Regions from separate parts of the Homo sapiens genome. Here region 1 is linked to region 2. Evidence: chromatin loops called from intact Hi-C (ENCODE). Cell type or tissue: GM12878. All regions are shown on one strand. Each heading gives the region's core, and the rest is flanking DNA. Links, peaks and the distances in the headings are about the cores only. Region 1 has its middle 110 kb from the start of MIR548BA. Region 2 has its middle 340 kb from the start of FSHR.

What was found. Hi-C counts contacts between places; a loop is a spot of excess contacts. Peaks named below come from ENCODE experiments on the same cell type or tissue, not always from the same donor. Only the 100,000 strongest peaks of a DNase experiment are listed, where the experiment ranks them.
Region 1: it touches region 2 in a loop (10-fold over the local background); 14 of 110 quality-filtered maps call a loop at or near these places.

The regions. Positions count from the first base shown.
Region 1 is chr2:48,941,227-48,950,619 of GRCh38, reverse strand. No RefSeq gene overlaps it. Among named protein-coding and RNA genes, the nearest start is that of MIR548BA, 110 kb to the left of the region's middle. In GM12878, for the core only: a CTCF peak has its summit at 3,956 (motif pointing left); a DNase peak (open chromatin) is centred at 3,919.
Region 2 is chr2:49,486,803-49,496,195 of GRCh38, reverse strand. No RefSeq gene overlaps it. Among named protein-coding and RNA genes, the nearest start is that of FSHR, 340 kb to the right of the region's middle. In GM12878, for the core only: a CTCF peak has its summit at 5,226 (motif pointing right); no DNase peak of the experiment used is centred there.

The DNA.
Region 1 (9,393 bases), core at 664-8,663, 550 kb after region 2:
ATTGCTTGAACCCAAGAGGTGGAGGTTGCAAGGTTGCAGTGAGCCGAGATCGCACCACTGCACTCTGGCCAAATATGCCCCAAGGAAGACTTAGAATATTCACTTCTGGGAATATGCCCCAAGGAAGACTTAGTCTTATGCACAAGAAGACACATATGAGAATGACCATTGCACCATTCTTTAAGAAATGCCAATAAATATATAAGTTGCTTTTAATTATTTCTGATTGTTGAACTGTTTCCTTATAGTTGAAAAACGGGTCTGAGGCTGACTTTTTGGATTCAATGATAAATCTTTTGTGGGATAATTTCATGGTTAATTTTTAAAAATAAATCTTTGTGTACTCAAAATAATGTGCATTCTGTGTTTGTTCATTATTTATTCACCTTTCCTCCTGGAGTCATTGCATCCTTTTGGATTTAATTGGATTTAATTGCTTCATCCAAAATTCACTTAATTCACTTAACTCCAGGAGTTCTTTCAAAATGATAGTAATTATGTGTATTTCAATTTCACATTATAGTAATAATTTGGCCCATCATGAAATTTTAGTTTTACTGTCTTCTTTTCTTCTTCAACACTTTGAAGATATTAACTCATTGCTTTCCCACATCTAATGTAGCTGCTGAAAACTATGATTGTAATCTAATTTTCATGTTCCTTTTGGGTAATATGCTTTTTATCTTGAAGCCTTTTAGAATGTTCTATTTTTAATATTCTTTAATGTTACTGTAGAACATTTCTATGTGAGGAGGTCACCTCTCCTGTTCAGCACTCTGTGTCCTTTCCATTTGAGGTCTATTTTTCTTCCTACACGATGCTCTTGGAAGGATACTTACACTTCAACTTCAGTCCTCCATATTTGTTGACTTGCATTCTTTCTATCTCTTTATCCTTTTCCAATGTCTTCTGAGGAAGTTCCCGGCCTCAATATTTCAGTCTACTGATATATTATTTTGCTGTATGCATTCTGATATGTGGCCCATCTATTGAGCAATCTCAGCAATTATGTTTAGACCCTCAATATCTCCAATTTGTTCTTCATATTTTCTTCTCCCTGTTTGTTTCAAGAGTCTCCTTTATGTTTCTAAGGATAATTACTACACCTTCTTTTTTTTAAATTATTGTCCATTCTGTTTCCTCTGGTTTAGCTTATTTATTTTGTTAAATTACTTTCACGGAACTCTTACTATTCACATCTTACCATTTTTCCTCGTAAGCTCATCTTTTATTTCTTTAGACTATTGACTGCTTTTGCAAATGATGTCTATGTGGGAGAGGGGTAAACACTTAGGCCTTGCCCTTTTCTCTATGTGAGTTGGAGGAGGATGGTCTTCAAGGCAGAAAGTCTCAAAGGTTGCAACATGAATTCAGCCATCCTCCAAACCCCACCACCACTCCACCAAACACTCTCTGGCCTCTCATCACCAGGCGTGTTCTTAAGAACAAAAAGCCTGTGTAATTTCCTACTCCACTTGGTGGAAGGAGAAGGCAAGAATGCTCAGGGGACATCCAGGTGTTGTCACTACTAGCTTCACATTTTGACTCCAGAGCTGCCCTGATGTTACCCTGCCACTTCTGCCTGATTCTGTTGCTTTCCTGCCCATAGATCTAGGCAACCGGTCACCCAGAGTACTGTGGGGAAAAGAAAGGAAACACTAGAAAGCTTTCTGCCACCCGGATGTCTCTGGCTTTCCTCCTCTCCAGGCTGTCGTTTCTCCCAGCCTGGCAGCCAAACACATTCATCTTCCTAAGAGTTCTCACATTTTCATGTTAGCTAATAAAAATGGTTGAGATCTGCCAGCGTTTTCCCTGCTGCTGTTCTCCATTGTTGGGTTCAGAAAAGAAAACCAACAATTTGCAAAGACTTGAGCCATGTGGGACTCCAAAAATAGTAAGGCTACATAACAAAAACTTTGTCATTAATACCCTATCTCTTACAATTTATTTTAAAAAGTTTATCTTGGCTAAGTACAGAGCTAAGTATGTTCTAGCTGAACTCAGCCTACACAGCTTTCCTGACCATCGTCAAACCAAAGAGAGAGTTTCAGAATCAATTGAGTTTGATCAAAGTTCACCAGGAGTACTTTAGAGAGAATATTTGACTACTTTTAGCCATTTCTCAGGGCAGGCACAGTGGTTCATGCCTATAATCCCAGCACTTTGGGAGGCCGAGGAGAGAGGATTGCTTGAGGCCAGGAATTCAAGACCAGCCTGGGCAACATAGGAAGACCCTGTCTTTTTTAAAAAAATGTTTAATTAGCTGGTTGTTGTGGTACATGTCTGTATTCCCAGCTACTTGGGAGACTGAGGCAGGAGGAGTATCACCTGAGCTCAGGAGTTCAAGGTTACAGTGGGCTATGATCATGCCACTGTAGTCTATTTCTAGCCCGAGTAACAAAGTGAGACCCTATCTCAAAACAAACAAAACAACGAAAATTTCTCAAAGGCAGAAACTCATGAGAGGAGTGAATAGACAGTCACAAAACCATATCCTCTATAGGGTACAGTTCCTGCCATAATTTAATTCATTTTTTTCTCTCAGCATATGCTTTCAAACTCCCGTCTCTCTTTAGCTGTTCCTTTCCTTCCAGGAAAGATCAAATCTTCATCTATTTTGATTCTATTCTATTCTAATAAGAAGATATAGAATGGTTAGGATAAAGTCTTTCATGGCTTCTCCTATCAGAAAGGATACAATCCAGTTCCTTCAAGTAATTCTGGGTAATCACTAATTACTCTGAAACCGAGCAAGACGCTTTCTGTGGCTCCATTATGGAATTTCTGGATTAGAGAGGACAGAATCAAATTCCTTTTCTCTGCCAAAGGCTATTTATCATTTGAAAAGCATCCTGTGAAAAACTGAGAAAAACAGTTATAACTTGAGCCTCCAAGAAATTTACCCCACTAAGGACATTATTTTCTCCTAGTAAAATAGTATCAATTTATAAGCCAAATAATTTATTTCTGCATAACTGGCTAAGATGTCCCTCATACAAGGCCCTTTGATTAAGCATGAAATAAAACCCACTGCCATTATTTATTATATTGACTCTCAGATTGAAAATAAGGCCTTAACATTGAATAAAGATGTATCATAAGCCCTCCTTATGTCCCTCAACTGTAAAATTGGAACACAAGACCATCATCATGGCTTTTTATGAGGCTTCAGTGACAACTAAGGGGGTTCAACTAATCAATAATAATAATGGAATTCCCAACAATGAACATCTTCTACTTCACCTTTCTGTGGCTCTAGACACACATGCAGACACACACACACCCCACAATGCCTTTATAGAACATTTTCCCTTTCAGTTTTTTCCTCTATTCCTTTCTCTACTCTCAGTCTGTAGCAAAGACTCTCACTCCCGGTTCTCCCAGTGAGAGAAAGATCTTTTACTAAGACTCCATCCACGTGACCAAGGAAGAAAGTTAAAATTAGAAAAAAAGTAGACCAAGACCAACCAAGATTCCTCAGTGCCTTCTTTCTTCTCCTACTGTAGACACACTACACCTCCACCTCTTTTTCCCCACCACTAAAAGAACAGGAAAAGGTCTTGGGGAAAACTGGCACAGCCGCTGACAAGGTAGATATCATCATCTCCCATTTTACAGGTGAAGTAGCTGAAGCCCTTGGAAGGAAAATGACTTCCCAAATATGCTACAAGCAGCAACAGGTGAACTAGAATGCAGATTTTGTGCTTCCTAAGACAGTATTCTCCCCATTTCCCCCACTGTAGGTTTCTAACCAGGTACTCAAGTGTTCTCAGTTCATCATAGTCTGTATAGTCAGAAGGACACTAACATTCCCTAATTTTTATTACTTCAAGTATCAACCATTTCACAACACCAAAAAAGCTTCTCTATGTCAATGTAATAGGTTTCAACCACCTGCAGTCGACTGTATGCCACCCTTTGTTAGTGGGCAGCTTGCCAGGCTAATACAAGATCACCATCTAGTGGTGAAATCAAGTAACTACAGGCTACACAGTAAATCAGATTCTTCTCTGCACCCCCCACATCTAACCCCAAGCCTATGGGCTAAGCCACTGCTTATGTTATTTTCAGCAAACTTCCAGAAATAATTTACAAATAAAATTGATAATTTTCCATTACATAAAACATGACATAATTTTAAAATTCTTTTGAGATTTAGGCATCTACCAGGTCAATATAAATATACTTAGACTCACATACACATAATTTTCTACCTGCCCAGCTGATTGCTCTTAGCAGCCTGCAGCTTGACATCCAGTGAGGCTCCAAGTGAAAACTAGAGATGAACCACATTGCAGATGGTTGTAGATAATCACAACTTCAGGTAAGTGCTGGACTCTACTTTCATTAAAGTTGTTCCAGAGGCAGTATCAGAAAGTACTCTCCAAACAAAAATAGCTGCTTCTAAAAAGAATGTGAATGTTGATTTCACTCCCAAACAAGTATTTCTTGAACATCTATTATAAGCTACAAAAAATAATATGAAGTATCTTAGATAAGCATTGAACGGTCCTTTAGCAATCTAGATTCTGCCCACTACTCATTATTTTATGGAACCTGCTACCATCATAGTAAACAAATATACATATTTTAAACACAAAACTCTATAATCATTTTTTAACACAATCACCATGAGCTTCTCTGCCGCCCTTAACACCGTTGACAAAGTACTCATCCTAAAAGCCTCTCCCATTTTTAATTCTTAGACCTGCACACCTCTGATAATGCTTCTAGTTTTTAGTCTCCCCATGCCTCCCAACAATGTATGTATCCTCCAAGGATATAACCTGGGGCTCCCTGTCTTTTTTTGTCTTTATTTTCACAATCTATCACATTTATGATTTTGACTATAGTATCCGTATATCCATTCCTGACGTCTACTCTAAGCTCTAGTTTAACTTTTTTTTTTTTTTTTGAGACGGAATCTCGCTCTGTCACCAGGCTGGAGTACAATGGCGGGATCTAGGCTCACTGCAACCTCCACCTCTCGGGTTCAAGCGATTCTCCTGCCTCAGTCTCCCAAGTAGCTGAGACTACAGGTGCACCACTACGCCCAGCTAATTTTTGTATTTTTAGTAGAGACAAGGTTTCACCATGTTGGCCAGGATGGTCTCTATCTCTTGAACTCATGATCTGCCCGCCTCGGCCTCCCAAAATGCTGGGATTACAGGCGTGAGCCACCGCGCCGGACCTAGTTTCACTTTTTTAATTGTCTTGTGGCTATCTCCCACCGGAACTTCAAACTCAACGTACCCAAATCAGAGATCACAGCTTTGCTCCCAACTTCATTTCTCTTTGCTCATCATTTCAATCCATCAGGCTCCACACTTCGCTGTTACTTTAACTCCTTCCTTTCCCAGTGCCCTCTATCTAATCAGTTCCCAGGGCAGTCAGCACTACATCTGCACTGATTGCTCATCATCCCAGTTTTCCATTTCTCTCCAGGGTCACTACTGTGATTCATGTTCTTATTCTCTCCTACTCTGACCACATCTGTCAGCACATATTTGTTCTAAGCATATTTTTGAAGAAATGACCATATACCAGACACTGACTAGGTATTGGGAATATAGCAGGAACCAAACAAGACAACAGCCTTCCTCTGATGGGCCTTATGTGTTATTGTAGGGAAAGAAAAAACAAAGGAGGAGCAAAGAAAGGCATACAGGAAAACTTCAACATTCTCTCCCTCAACTCTTTTATTCAACAGAACAAGATGCTCTATTACCATCTCATGCCGTATTCTGCACTAAAGTGAACTGTAATGAAACCCAGAAAATTTGAGAGACATTTTACATAGCTAATGGTAAAAAAGAGGAAAAGCAAATGCCTATATTGTTTCCCTAAACCTCAACTCTTGCTTAACTTTATAAAGTCATTTTTATATGTTAAGAAACAACTCCTAAACATTTGAGGGAAGACGGAGTTAATTAGCCAAAAAAAAAAAAAAAAGTGTACTTATGCCTTGCTGTAGCTAAGACTGTGAAACAACAAGCTTTTGTTACTAGGAGGAGAATTAGTTGTGTGTGCCTGTTTCGATCATTTCGTTGGAAACCTAAAAATCTAAATTATGGGTATTATACTTGAAAGGATTAGCTCATCAAATTGATGCTTATTGAGCCTAAAAAGCAATCAACAAGACTTGTGTTTTTTCATAGTCCCAACATTAATTGCTGATTTTAAGGACTTATATACTTGAGTGATTGATTTATCCATTCTTTCATTCATTCACTGAACAAATGTTTATAAAATGTCTACTATGCGCCAGGGATGGGGCTGATTTCTGGGGTAGAGAAATATGATGTTGTAATTATCCTTAAGAAATTTGCATTCTAGCATGACAAGAAATTGTGAAACAATGAGAAAGATGAAAGCTATAATTACAAATCAGACAAGGTTCTACACAGAAGGTTCTGTGGAAGACGGTAGGGTGGAGTCCCACAAATGTTCACCAAAAAGAGACACCTAGGTTGGGCCTTGAAGGATGAATGTTTTTCAGTCAAGAGGAAGAAGAATGTCACAGACAGAAGGAAGAGGATGTACTCAGAGCATGGAACAGCAGAACATTTTCCACTGGGGCAACTGCTAATAGATGACATGATAAGAGCTCCTACTTCAGACGACAGAGGAGGAATGGACCAGCTACCAAACTTGAGCAGAAATATCAATATGGTATCAGACTTGCACAAAATTAGCAGATATTGGCCAGTTTCCGGTGTTAGCTTGTTTGACACGTACTCAAATGACCAACAACCATGCAATATGAATAGACATATGCATGAATCTATTCCAGTAGCATCAGTCAGTGGTAAACTTTCAGACTTGTGAGTCTGTCTTTAACCACTTCACAATTCCTACACAACCTTAAATTAACATACCGTGAATGTGCTTGGTTTGTCTAAGGCAACCATGAATTTATTAAAAGGAATTTTTGTTCTCCCTGCCAGTTTGTGTTATCTAGTATTTGGCTGTTTGTGTTGTTACCACAGCAACATTTGGACAGATAAATTTGGCACAGAACATGTGGTACTGCTAAAATACCGCTTTATGAAGTACTTTCTGGTACTATTTCCACCAGGATAGTCAAAGATAATGTAAGGGAGCCACTGTCTGGGCAGGAATCAAAACAGAAAAGGGGATAAAAAATAAGGCACTGGGTTAGATAAGGGCTTCGTGGACCATGTCCTGTAGCAAGTGATCAATAGTTCTTTCTGGAACAGTCTCTGAGGCAAACCGTGGGTTAAATGATGCTAATAATGCCAACGTGAACTTGGCCCTCCCAAAGGAGGAAAGGGTAGTCAGGTTTTCCAACCTAATTGGCCGTCAATCACTTTTTCACCTAGAGGCTCAGTGACCTTCCAATGAAACACACATTTAAGAAATGCTGGGTTAGATAATCTTATAGCTTCAAAAAATTATATCAACAGAAGATACTTAAATGCATATTACTAAGCAAAAGACGCTTATCTTAAAAGACTACATATCACATGATTTTAACTATATGACATTCTGGAAAAGGCAAATCTATGGAGACAGTAAAAAGATCAACAGTTGCCAGGGGTTAGGGATGGAGAGATGGAGGGAAGAGCACAGAGGATTCTAGGGACGGCGAAACTACTCCACATGATACCATAATGGTGGACACGTCCATTTGTCCAGACCCATAGAATGTACGTCAAGAGGGAACCCTAATGTAAACTATGGGCTTGGGTGATAATGACATGTCAATGTAGCTCCACTGACTGTGACACATGTGCCACTCTGGTGGGGGAAGCTGTGGGTGCAGTGGGGAGGCTGTGGGTGTGTGGGGCAGAGAGTATATGATACTGCCCTAAGTTTTCTGCTTAATTTTGCTGTGAATCTAAAAGGGCTCTAAAAATTAAAGTTTTTCAAAAAAAATTATATTACATTCTACATGGAATAACTACAAAATTAGAGGAACATCTTCTCACTGAGCTGTGATCCTCAAGGTCCCTTTTCTATATAGTAAAAACAGTATTTGGATTTTGTTTTGTTTTTTCAGTTACAGCCTTACCTGCATTTTTAAACACAACTTTCAGGTATTTGGGGACTACATTATTACCAAATCTTGGCTTTGGGAGTACATTATATAGGTCTTATGAACTCATTTCTACTGAGAATGAATTTACTTGCCCCACGTGTCTCTGTACCTAATTGTCAGGAAATGTCTACTTTTTTTGTTGGGGGTTGGGGGGGTGCGTATTTCTCTATTTCTCCTCAAGCTGTAGGCACAATTATTGAATAAGCCCTGTACTAGGTACTGTGGTAAAAAGACAAGAAGTAGAAATCTTGGTCCCTTAAACACAAAGAGTTTGCAAACTGATTGGGGAAAATTAAAAATTGCAAGGGGCAGAGATGAGACAATTAGAAAAATATATCTAAGATTGATTGGCCAGGCATAATAGTAGGCCTAGGTATTTAGTAATAAGATGTGGCCCTTCTCCTCATGGAGCAGAAGTCTATGTAGGGAGAAAAATGTTAAATCAGCAAAAACACAAACAAGCATATGTGATAAGTGGCACAAAAAGAGCATGTGTCATGTAGCCTAATGAAGCTAATTTTGGATCTGGAGTAGGCTTCTCTCACGATGTGACATTAGTCCATTGAAAAGCCAGGGAGTGGTGTTCTAGGCAAAGGAAGAGCATGTGCAAAGTCTGAGATGAGAAACTGCTTTCAGTTCCTGAAAAGATGCATTGCAAAGGGGAGTGGGCATAAGGGGAAAATGGAGAGGTGAGCAAGGCCCAGCATGCAGGGCCTTGAGGCCAAGGGAAGGAATTTGCCTTTTATTCTGGTGAAAATGGAAAGCTTTTGGAGCATTTTAAGCAGAGGAGTGTCATCATCAGCTTAATGTTTTAACAGCATAGGACACTGGGAATCACCCAAATTTGCTGATTCAGTCACTGATCCATTCTCTAATGAAATGGAAGTCCAGAGAAGGAAAAAGTCACGTGGGTTGAAGTTTAAACGTGACATGAGTCAGTTAAAACTGACTCTAGCTATTCGGGGAGGGGGTGGATCATTCACTGGGAAACAGAGCCTATCCTAGAGTTACAAGAAGCTTCCTAAGCTATCAGTGGGGGTGATATCTGTGTGTGTATGTGATGGAGAAGAGGTAGGTCTTCTCATTCAAAGATCTTGATTTGAGCCGGGAGGAGAGAAAGATACTGCAAACAGGAAGGACAAACTAAAAGGCCTCCCTTGTTCCTTAGCATCAGTGCATCGATCTTATGCCCCAGCCTCTGCTATTATAACAAAATCTTCTTTGAGAGATGTAACATCGCCAGCTGCTATTTGAGTTGGTGACATGCTTTAGCCAGGGATTAGGTAGTTAACAGTCAGCTGAAAACAAGATAGGTTAGCAGGGCCCAAGTG
Region 2 (9,393 bases), core at 651-8,650:
ATTTTGAAGTCAAGTGGTGAAATGCCTCCAGCTTTATTCTTTTTGCTCAGTATTGCTTTGGCTATTTGAGATCATTGTGGGTTCCACACAAGTTTTAGGAATTGTTTTCTCTATTTCTGTGAAAAAACGTGATAGATATTTAACAGGGATTGCATGGCTTCTGTAGATTATTTTGATTACTATGGCCATTTTAACAATACTAATTCTTCTGATTCATGAGCATGGGATATGTTTCCATTTGTTTGTGTCCTGTTCAATTTCTTTTATTAGTATTTTGTAATTTTTCTTATAAAGGTCTTTTACCTCCTTGGTTAAATTTCTTAGGACTTTTTAAGCTATTGTATATGGAATTGCTTTCTTGATTTCTTTTTCTGCTAGTTCATTGTTGGTGTGTAGAAACACTACTGATATTTTTATGCTGAAACTTTATCAAATTTGTTTATCAGCTCTAAGCATTTTATTGGTGGATTATTCACGATTTCTCTCTCTCTCTCTCTATATATATATGTATATATGTATGTAGAAAAAGTATATATGAGCAGGGCATTTTTAACAAGGTAAAATTTCACTTCCTTTTTTCTATTTTGGATGTCTCTATTTTTTTTCTCTTGCTTGATTGCTCTAACTAGAACTCCCAGTACTACGTTGAGCAGGAGTGACGAAAGTGGACCCTCTTGTCCTCTTCTTCTAATTCTTAGAGAAAAGACTTTCAGCTTTTCCTTCATTCAGTATGGTGTTGGCTGTGTTTTTGCCATATATGGTATTTATTATGCTGAGATATGTTCCTTCTGTGCCTAATATGTTGAGAGTTTTTATTATGAAAGGATGTTGAATTTTATCAAATGATTTTTCTTCACCTATTTAGGTAACTATATGGTTTTTGTCCTTCATTCTGTTGATGTGATGCATTACATTTATTGATTTGCAACTTTTTAACCATCCTTGAATCCCTGGGATAAACCCCACTTGATTATGGTGTATTATCTTTTTGATGTGCTATTGGATTGGGTATGCGAGTGTTTTTGGAGGATTTTTTTGTATTTATATTCATCAGAAATACTGGCCTGTACTTTTTTTCTTGTGCCCTCATCTGGTTTTAGTGTCGGGTAATGCTGGTCTTAAATAATGAGTTAAGAAGAATTTTCTACTTTTCAAACTCTTGGAATAGTTTGTGTAAAATTGGTGTTAGTTCTTTATAAGTTTGGTAGAATTTAGTAGTAAAGCCATCCAGTCCTGTGTTTCTTTTTGTTGGGAGAATTTATATTACTAATTTAGTTTTATTACTTGTTACTGTGTGTTCAGGTTTTCTATTTCTTCCTGGTTCAGTCTTGTTAGGTTATATGTTTTTAGGAATTTATCTGTTTCCTCTAGGTTTTCTAATTTTTTAGCACGTAGTTGTTCATAATAGTCTATTATGATCCTTTTTATTTCTTCGTTATCAGCTTAATGTCCCTATTTTTCTTTCTGATTTGACTGATTTGGGTATTCTGTTTTTTCCTTTATTGGCTTAGCTAGCAATTTATTTATTTTGTTTATCTTTTCCAAAAAAAGACTTTTCATTTTGTTAATCCTTTGTACTTTTTTTAGTCTATTTTTGCTCTGATCTTTATTATTTCTTTCCATCTTCTAATTCTGGGTTTGCATTATTCTTGTTTTCTAGTTCCATGAGGTGCATTGCTGTTTATTTGAAATTTTTCTACTTTTTTGATGTAGATGTTTATTGCTATAAAGTTTCTTCTTAGACTGCATTTGCTTTATCTCATAAGTTTTGGCATGCTTCCATTTTTATTTGTTTTCAGAAATTATTTTCTTCTTAATTTTTTCATTGTTGCAGTGGTCATTTAGAAGCATGTTTTAAAATTTCCATGTATTTGTATACTTTCCAGTGTTTCTCTTGTTATTGATTTTTAGTTTTATTCCATTGTGGTTTAAAAAGATACTTGATATGATTTTGATTTCTAAAAATTTGAATTTTTGTGTGTGATCTAAATTTAGCCTATTCTGGAGAATGTTCCATTTGCTGATGACAAGAATGTATACTACACTGTTACTGGATGAAAATGTTCTGTAAATGCCTGTAAAGCCTATTTGTTCTAAGGTTTAGTTTAAATTCAATGTTCTTTTGTTGATTTTTCTGTCTAGATGATCTGTTCCATGTTGAGAGCGGAATGTTGAGGTTCTCAACTGTTACTGTATTTGAGTCTATTTCTCCCTTTAGATCTAATAATATTTACTTTATATATCTGGGTACTCCAGTTTAGAGTGCATATATATTTGGAATTGTTATATCCTCTTGATGAATTGATCCCTTTATCATTATATAATAACCTTCTTTATCTTTTTATAGTTTTTTACTTAAAATCTGTTTTATCTGATAAGTATAGCCATTATTTCTTGCTCTTATTTTTTTTAAAACGTGGAATATATCTTTTCATCCTTTCACTTTCAATTTATATATTCCTTTACAGGTGAAGTGAGATTATTGTAGGCAGCACATAGATGGGCCACATTTTTAAAACCATTTAGCCAGTTTATGTCCGTTAAGTAGGAAATTAAATCTTTGTACATTCAAAGTTATTATTGATAGGTGACTTATTCCTGTCATTTTGTTAGTTGTTTTCTAATGGTTTTGCACATTCTTTGCTCTTCTTTGTCCTTTTTCTTTATTATTTGTCCTTTCCTCTTCTCTTATTGTTTATAATTGTGGTTAGATGGTTTTCTGTAGTTGTAGCATTTGACTCCTTTCTCTTTCTCAGTTGTGTCTCTGTTGTACCATCAGGTTTTATATTTTTGTATGTTTTCATGATGGCAGGTATCATTCTTTCAGTGCCTGATGTAGGATTTCTTGAAGTATTTCTTTTTTTTTTTTTTTTTTTTTTTGAGACGGAGTCTCGCTCTGTCGCCCAGGCTGGAGTGCAGTGGCGGGATCTCGGCTCACTGCAAGCTCCGCCTCCCGGGTTCACGCCATTCTCCTGCCTCAGCCTCCCAAGTAGCTGGGACTACAGGCGCCCGCCACTACGCCCGGCTAATTTTTTGTATTTTTAGTAGAGACGGGGTTTCACCGTTTTAGCCGGGATGGTCTCGATCTCCTGACCTTGTGATCCGCCCGCCTCGGCCTCCCAAAGTGCTGGGATTACAGGCGTGAGCCACCGCGCCCGGCCTTGAAGTATTTCTTATAGAACCAGTCTAGTGGTAATAAATTCCTTCCATTTTTGCTTGTCTGGGAAAGACTTTATTTTTTCTTCATTTTTGAAGGATAGTTTTGCTTAAGTTTCTTCTTTCAGAAATTTGAATATATCATCTTATTTTCTCTTGGCTAGTAAGATTTCTGCTGAGAAATTCACTATTAGTCTGATGAAGATGCCCTTATCTGTGACTTGACACTTTTCTGTTGCTGCTTTTAGAATTCTTTTGTCCTTGACTTTTTACAGTTTGAGTATAATGTGCCTTGGAGAAAACCTTTGGGGTTGAATCTAATTGGGTATCTTTGAGCTCTCTGTTTGGATGTCTCTATCTTTTGTAAGACTTGGATAGTTTTCATATATTATTTTGTTAAACAGATTTCCTATGCCTTTGCCCATCTCTTCTCCTTCTGGACCTCCCAAAATTAGAAAATTTTGTTGCTTTATGGTGTTCTATATGTCACTTAGCATTTCCTCATTCTTTTTTTATTCTTTCTTTCTTTCTTTTTTTTTTTTTTTTTTGAGATGAAGTCTCACTGTTGCCCAAGCTGGAGTGCAGTGGTGTGATCTCAGCTCACTGCAACCTCCACCTCCCATTTTCAAGTGCTTCTCCTGCCTCAGCCTCCCGTAGCTGGGACTACAGGCACGTGCCACCATGCCCAGCTAATTTTTGTATTTTTAGTAGACACAGGGTTTCACTATGTTGGCCAGGCTTGTCTTGAACTCCTAACCTCATGAGCCACCCGCCTTGACCTCCTAAAGTGCTGGGATTACAGGCATGAGCCACTGTGCCTGGCCTCTTTTTTATTTCTTTTTAATTTTCTGTCTAACTGGGTTATTTCAAAAGACCTGTCTTCAAGTTCAGAAATGATTTCTTCTTTATGATGTAGTCTATTGCTGAAGCTCTCAATTATATTTTTATTTTATTCATTGGATTCCTCAATTCCAGGATTTCTGTTTGGCTCTTTTTTATTATATCTATCTCTTTGTTGAATTTCTGATTCAAACCATGGATTTTTTTCTTGATATTTTTTGGTATTATTTATCTGTATTCTCTTATTTCTCACTGACTTTTTAAATATCATTATTTTAAATTCTTTTTCAGGCATTTCAAAGATTTTGTTAGGATTTGTTACTGATTGATATTTGTGCTTTTGGTGTAACAGTCACTTGTTCCAATTTTATGGGTTGGATCTTGTGGGGAAAAACTTTCCTGTATAAGTACCTACAGTGTTGGTTGCGTAGGGTGCTTTGTCTTTTATTCTGGTGGGGCATAACAATGTAGTCTTTCTGTAAACTTTTTGGTTGTAATCAGAATCAATGGTGTCCGTGAGACCCTCAGTGGCCTGGGCTGTAGTTGGTAGTGGAGACTGTGTGAGGCTTTGCTTGAGACTAGGTATGCCAGACAAGCTGGTCATCAAGGACCAGTGGTAGTAGGAGTGGAGTGGACAGGCCCTTGGGCTTCTAAATGGCACATTTGTGAGGGTAATAGTGGTGGTAAGGGCACTCATGGTAGCAGTTTCTAGTGGGCCAGTCCTTGGGCCTTTAAGTAGCTTACTGAGGTGCTAGCAGTTGCAGCAGTAGGCTGGATGGGAAGGTGGGTTCTCTGGCTCCTAGATATATGTGTGGCATTGGCAGTTTAGTTGCAGCTGCTGGCCAACTCTCAAGCCCCCATGTGGTATGTTCAGGCATCAGCATTGGTAGCAACAGGCTTGGTGGGCAAGGCCCTAGCGAGTGGGTTGGTGGCAGCAGGCTTGGGAAGCCTACCCTCATATGCTTTACATGAGTGCTGGAGGTGATGTGTGGGGTGGGTAAATCCCTAGGCACTTAAATGGTGCACTTAGGCACCAGTGACAGTGGCAGTGGGTGGAGCAGGCCTGTCCTTGGGCCCCTAGATGGTGAGAGGGGGTGCTAACAGGGGTGGCAGAGGGCTGAGCAAGGCTGGGCTGGCCTGTCCTTCGGCCCCCAGGACAGTGACCAGAGAGACCTATTCCCTAGACCCACTGAAGGTGCATGCAGGTGCACAGTAGCCCCACCACTAGAGGGAGCATGGCTACTATCAGAGTAGTGGCCTTGGGGAAACAGCTCTCAGGCTCTGGGGAGATATCCCTTTAACTCCCATTGTCTCAGGAGGGAGCATCCCTGGTGTGCTGCACCACTCGTTCCCTGGGGTATAGGACACTGTATGGGCTAGAGGCTGGGGACCTGGCCACACCAGTGGCTCCATCTAGCGTCGCAATATTGCCGCCCTCTGGGTGGATGTGGCAGGGGTGGAAGAAATGTTAGCAGAGGTTCAAAAATGTGGAGATGCAGAGACTGTTGAATCTCATAGCAGGATGTTGTCTTTTGGGGCCTGGGCTCTCAAAATGGTACTGTGCTGCAGCTGCTTGGGTCTCACAGAGTATATTGGACTCAGTGTGAGCTCCCTATGTGGAGCGATGCTGTTGCTTGGACTCCAGGCAGCTTTCTATACTAATCTAAGCATCCACAAGGACTGAAACGCTCTCCTTTGGCTAGGATTGCAGGAGGCTGAGGTGGGAATGTGGACTGCTGGAAATCTCTCACTTATCTTTTTTTCCTATAATGGGTAGTTTCTCCTGGCTCTGAACTGATCCCAGCCAGTTTGGCTGGTTTGCTTTTCTCTCCTATGCCTCAGAGATCCCCTGTCACTTCCCTGCTGAATTCCTGTTTTCTCTTAGATGCCCTATTTGATGTGTGATGACATACTTGCTGTTTTGGTCCTTGTTTGTGGAGGAGATGAGTGCTGGGAACCTTTAGTCTGTTATCCTGACATCCTTGGAGATCTTGTCCTCAGCATTTACTGAGTGTTCACAACATGCACACAGTTAAACTAAACACTGGAGGAAAAGCAAAAAAAAAAAAATTGCCTGCTCTTAAGATATTCTTATCTAAATGGGAAAACTGGTTATACACATAGCAAAAATGTAGATTAACACAAATAATATGCATGTAAAAAAAGAAGATCCAAGGAAGCAGTGGATCTTAAGTAAGTTTCCAGGGGTTTGATAGATTTTCATGGTCAGTGTAGGTTTTACTGAGTGTTGGGAGTTGATCAACTAATAATCCTTTCTTTTTGTAAGTAAAGTATTTAGTAAGTTGAATTTCTACTGTGCACCAGGCATTGATACACTTCACTTGAACTTTGGAGTTAAACTACCAGAATTAAAGCTTATTTGGATAATATCCTAGCAGTATGTGCATCAACAAGTTGCTTACCCTTTTTAAGCCTTAATTTTCCACCTGTGAAATGAGGATACTCCCAGTAATAAGTGTGCAATAAACTAAGCAATGGTTTTAATAATGTGTGTGGTACTTATAACTGCTTAATAAAATAACTGTTGTTGTTTTATATTAGTTTTGTTAATATTGTTTTGATCATTATTGACTTGGACTTCCTGTAGGTATATACATATACTACTGTAAATATTAAGTATCAGTAGGACCATATTATCAAAATGAAATGTTTAAAGAGCCAGTGATGACCCATTTGCAGTGATAACTGTAGTCTTAGTCTCTGTTAGATATGCTGTGCACAAATTCTATTAAATTAAATATGATGAATATAGTTATGATTATCTAAAAATAAAGACCAACCAAAATGAGAAAAGCAAAAGCTATTTATTCAGAACTTGCTATAGCAATTGAGTTAGCCACCATCACTTGTGTTTTGGCAGAGAGACTCAAGGACAAGAATGGAGTGGGAAAGCATTATGGTGGAAAAAAGAGAAGGTTTCAGGTATGACCTAATAGGAGGCTGTTGGCCTAGGGAAGCTGTAGGCAGGCTGATTAGAAACAGGGCATTCTATGTGATTTGTTAGGGCTGCATATTTGGCTTTCTCTGAGTGGTCCTGAATTAGAAGCAGAGACAAAAATTAGGGAAGCTGTCAGTTATTAATCAAGTCATGGCTATTTTGAGGTGATTGTTACAGTGGTTATTTTCTGGCTTCTTGGATTGTTACTTGTGATAACAGCCTGACTTCCTGCAGTTCTGATTTATAGCAGGTTGGCCTCCTGGGCTGGTTATTATAGATAAGGGATTAGCTTTCTAGGTACATTACTGCAGGTTGTAGATCAGAGTTCTACATTCATATATGGTCTGGTCATTGTCCATTTGCATATTCAGTCTATTAGGAGTTCAGGATCTGGGGCTAGAGTATGTATATATGTGTTTGTGTGTGTGTGTGTGTGTGTGTGTGTGTGCATATATATATATATGTCGTATAACTTATGATGTGGGGCTTTGGAAAAATTGGTAAATCTCTCTGTGCCTCATTTTATTAAACTGTCAAAAGAGATCAAAATGGTAATTAACTGATGTAATTATTGTGATAATTAAATGAGTTATATACATAAAGCACTTAAAACAGTGTCTGGCACAGAGTATTAGATTTTATACTTACTATATGATTGATGACATACAACATCCACAGGATGTAATTCATGGGATTCACCAGATTCATTGTGAGAATTAGTTGGAGAAATACATCAAATTACAATGACCCAACATTTTTTACCAATATAAATTATACTTTCACTTAAACCACAATGCTCTTAGTAGTACATTCCCTCAGAAGAAGAAATATATTCCTTTCAAGGATATGCAGAGTCTCAATTCTTTACTCCTTTTCTGCCTTCTAACTTGCAGTGCTTTGTGGGGGGTGAAGTATATATTCCTATCCCTTTCATATTGAGCTGGATCATTCAAGTTGCTTTCACTAAAGAAAGACTTGCACACAGGATATAAGCAGAGGCCTTAAGTGTATTTGCACAATTTGACTCAGTCTCCTATGTTTCTCTGATCATCATGAGAAGTGCATGTCCCAGAACGCCATTGTCCCTTTAGTCTAAGCCCCTCAAAAATTATGTGACCAGAGCCCAGAACCAAGCTCGACCAACCCTGAAGCAGAACACCTCAGCTAATTTTTAAATCTGTGTGTAAGAAATATAAATGCTTATTATTATAAACCAATGGAGTCAGGGAGTAGTTTGTTATGCAACATGATAGCAACAATAATAGGCTAATGGAGAAGAATAATCAGTTAAATATTTCACCTACAGTTTTGTCATTATTTGATAAAATGAGTTGTTTGTCCTTTAATATGAGGGGAGCCTTGAGAAGCTGAGACAAAGACTAGCAATCTTTTGGGAAGGCAGAAGTGATTGGGAAAGTTGGGGTTCATGAGGTACTGCCAGAGTGATATATTACTAGTTGGGAATAGGGGAGGATTGAGCAAAGGAGTACATTAGGTACATAGAAAAGGGTGTCATATTGAAAGAGATTGGGGGGAGGCATGTAAAGGGAGAAAAGGAGCATATATTTCACTTCATTGTTTTCAACGGGATAAGTGAAAGAGTTAATTTGTCTCCCCAAAACAATTATTTTCTGCCAGCACGGAAAAATATGTACGTAGAAATAAAAATTATTCATTACAGATAATAGCCAGAAAAACACAGACCTTTGAAAAAAAATCTCAATTTCCTAGAAAAAAATTCAACCAATTAAATCACGCTGGTTGTTAGCATTTCATATTTATGACTACATAAGCATTATCTTTAGAAATAGTGTACATATTTAAATTGCTTTTGCAGTTCTGGCATCAGATTGAAATTTAATTTCATGCAACTCCTGATGATTTTGTTTAGAATATCAGCCTCTGCAGTGAATTCTGTCAGCATGGTGCAGCAAAACCCTACTTACATTTCTGTGAGTCACATGTAGGTAAAGCTTCTGAGTGAAACAGAAGAATACATGCAGACAGAAACATTCTTTTCTTGGCAATGCAGAGCTCCTGCCATATTCTCTGAAACAGGCAAGGTATGCAGTATTATTCATAATTATCTTTATTCATCAGAAATCTCTAGATTTCAGGTGGTGGTCACATTTACCCAGTAGGTGGGCCTGGCTTTACTCCCACAAATACTAATTCAGTATGTTTCTCTTAACCATCGTTTTTATTTGCCAAAGCAATGGACTTAGACGATTCACTGTCAGCACAATGTAAAGCTTAAAATAAAATAAAATTTGCCTTGTGCTAATTACTTTTCTATCTGCTTAGACAAAGAAACATTAATGAAAGTGAGAGCATGATAAAAGTAAACACCAGAAGGATTAGTCATAATTACGATAAAGCACACTCATTTGCCAGAAAGAAATCAAATACATTGTGTAATAATGCAAAAAGTAGGGATA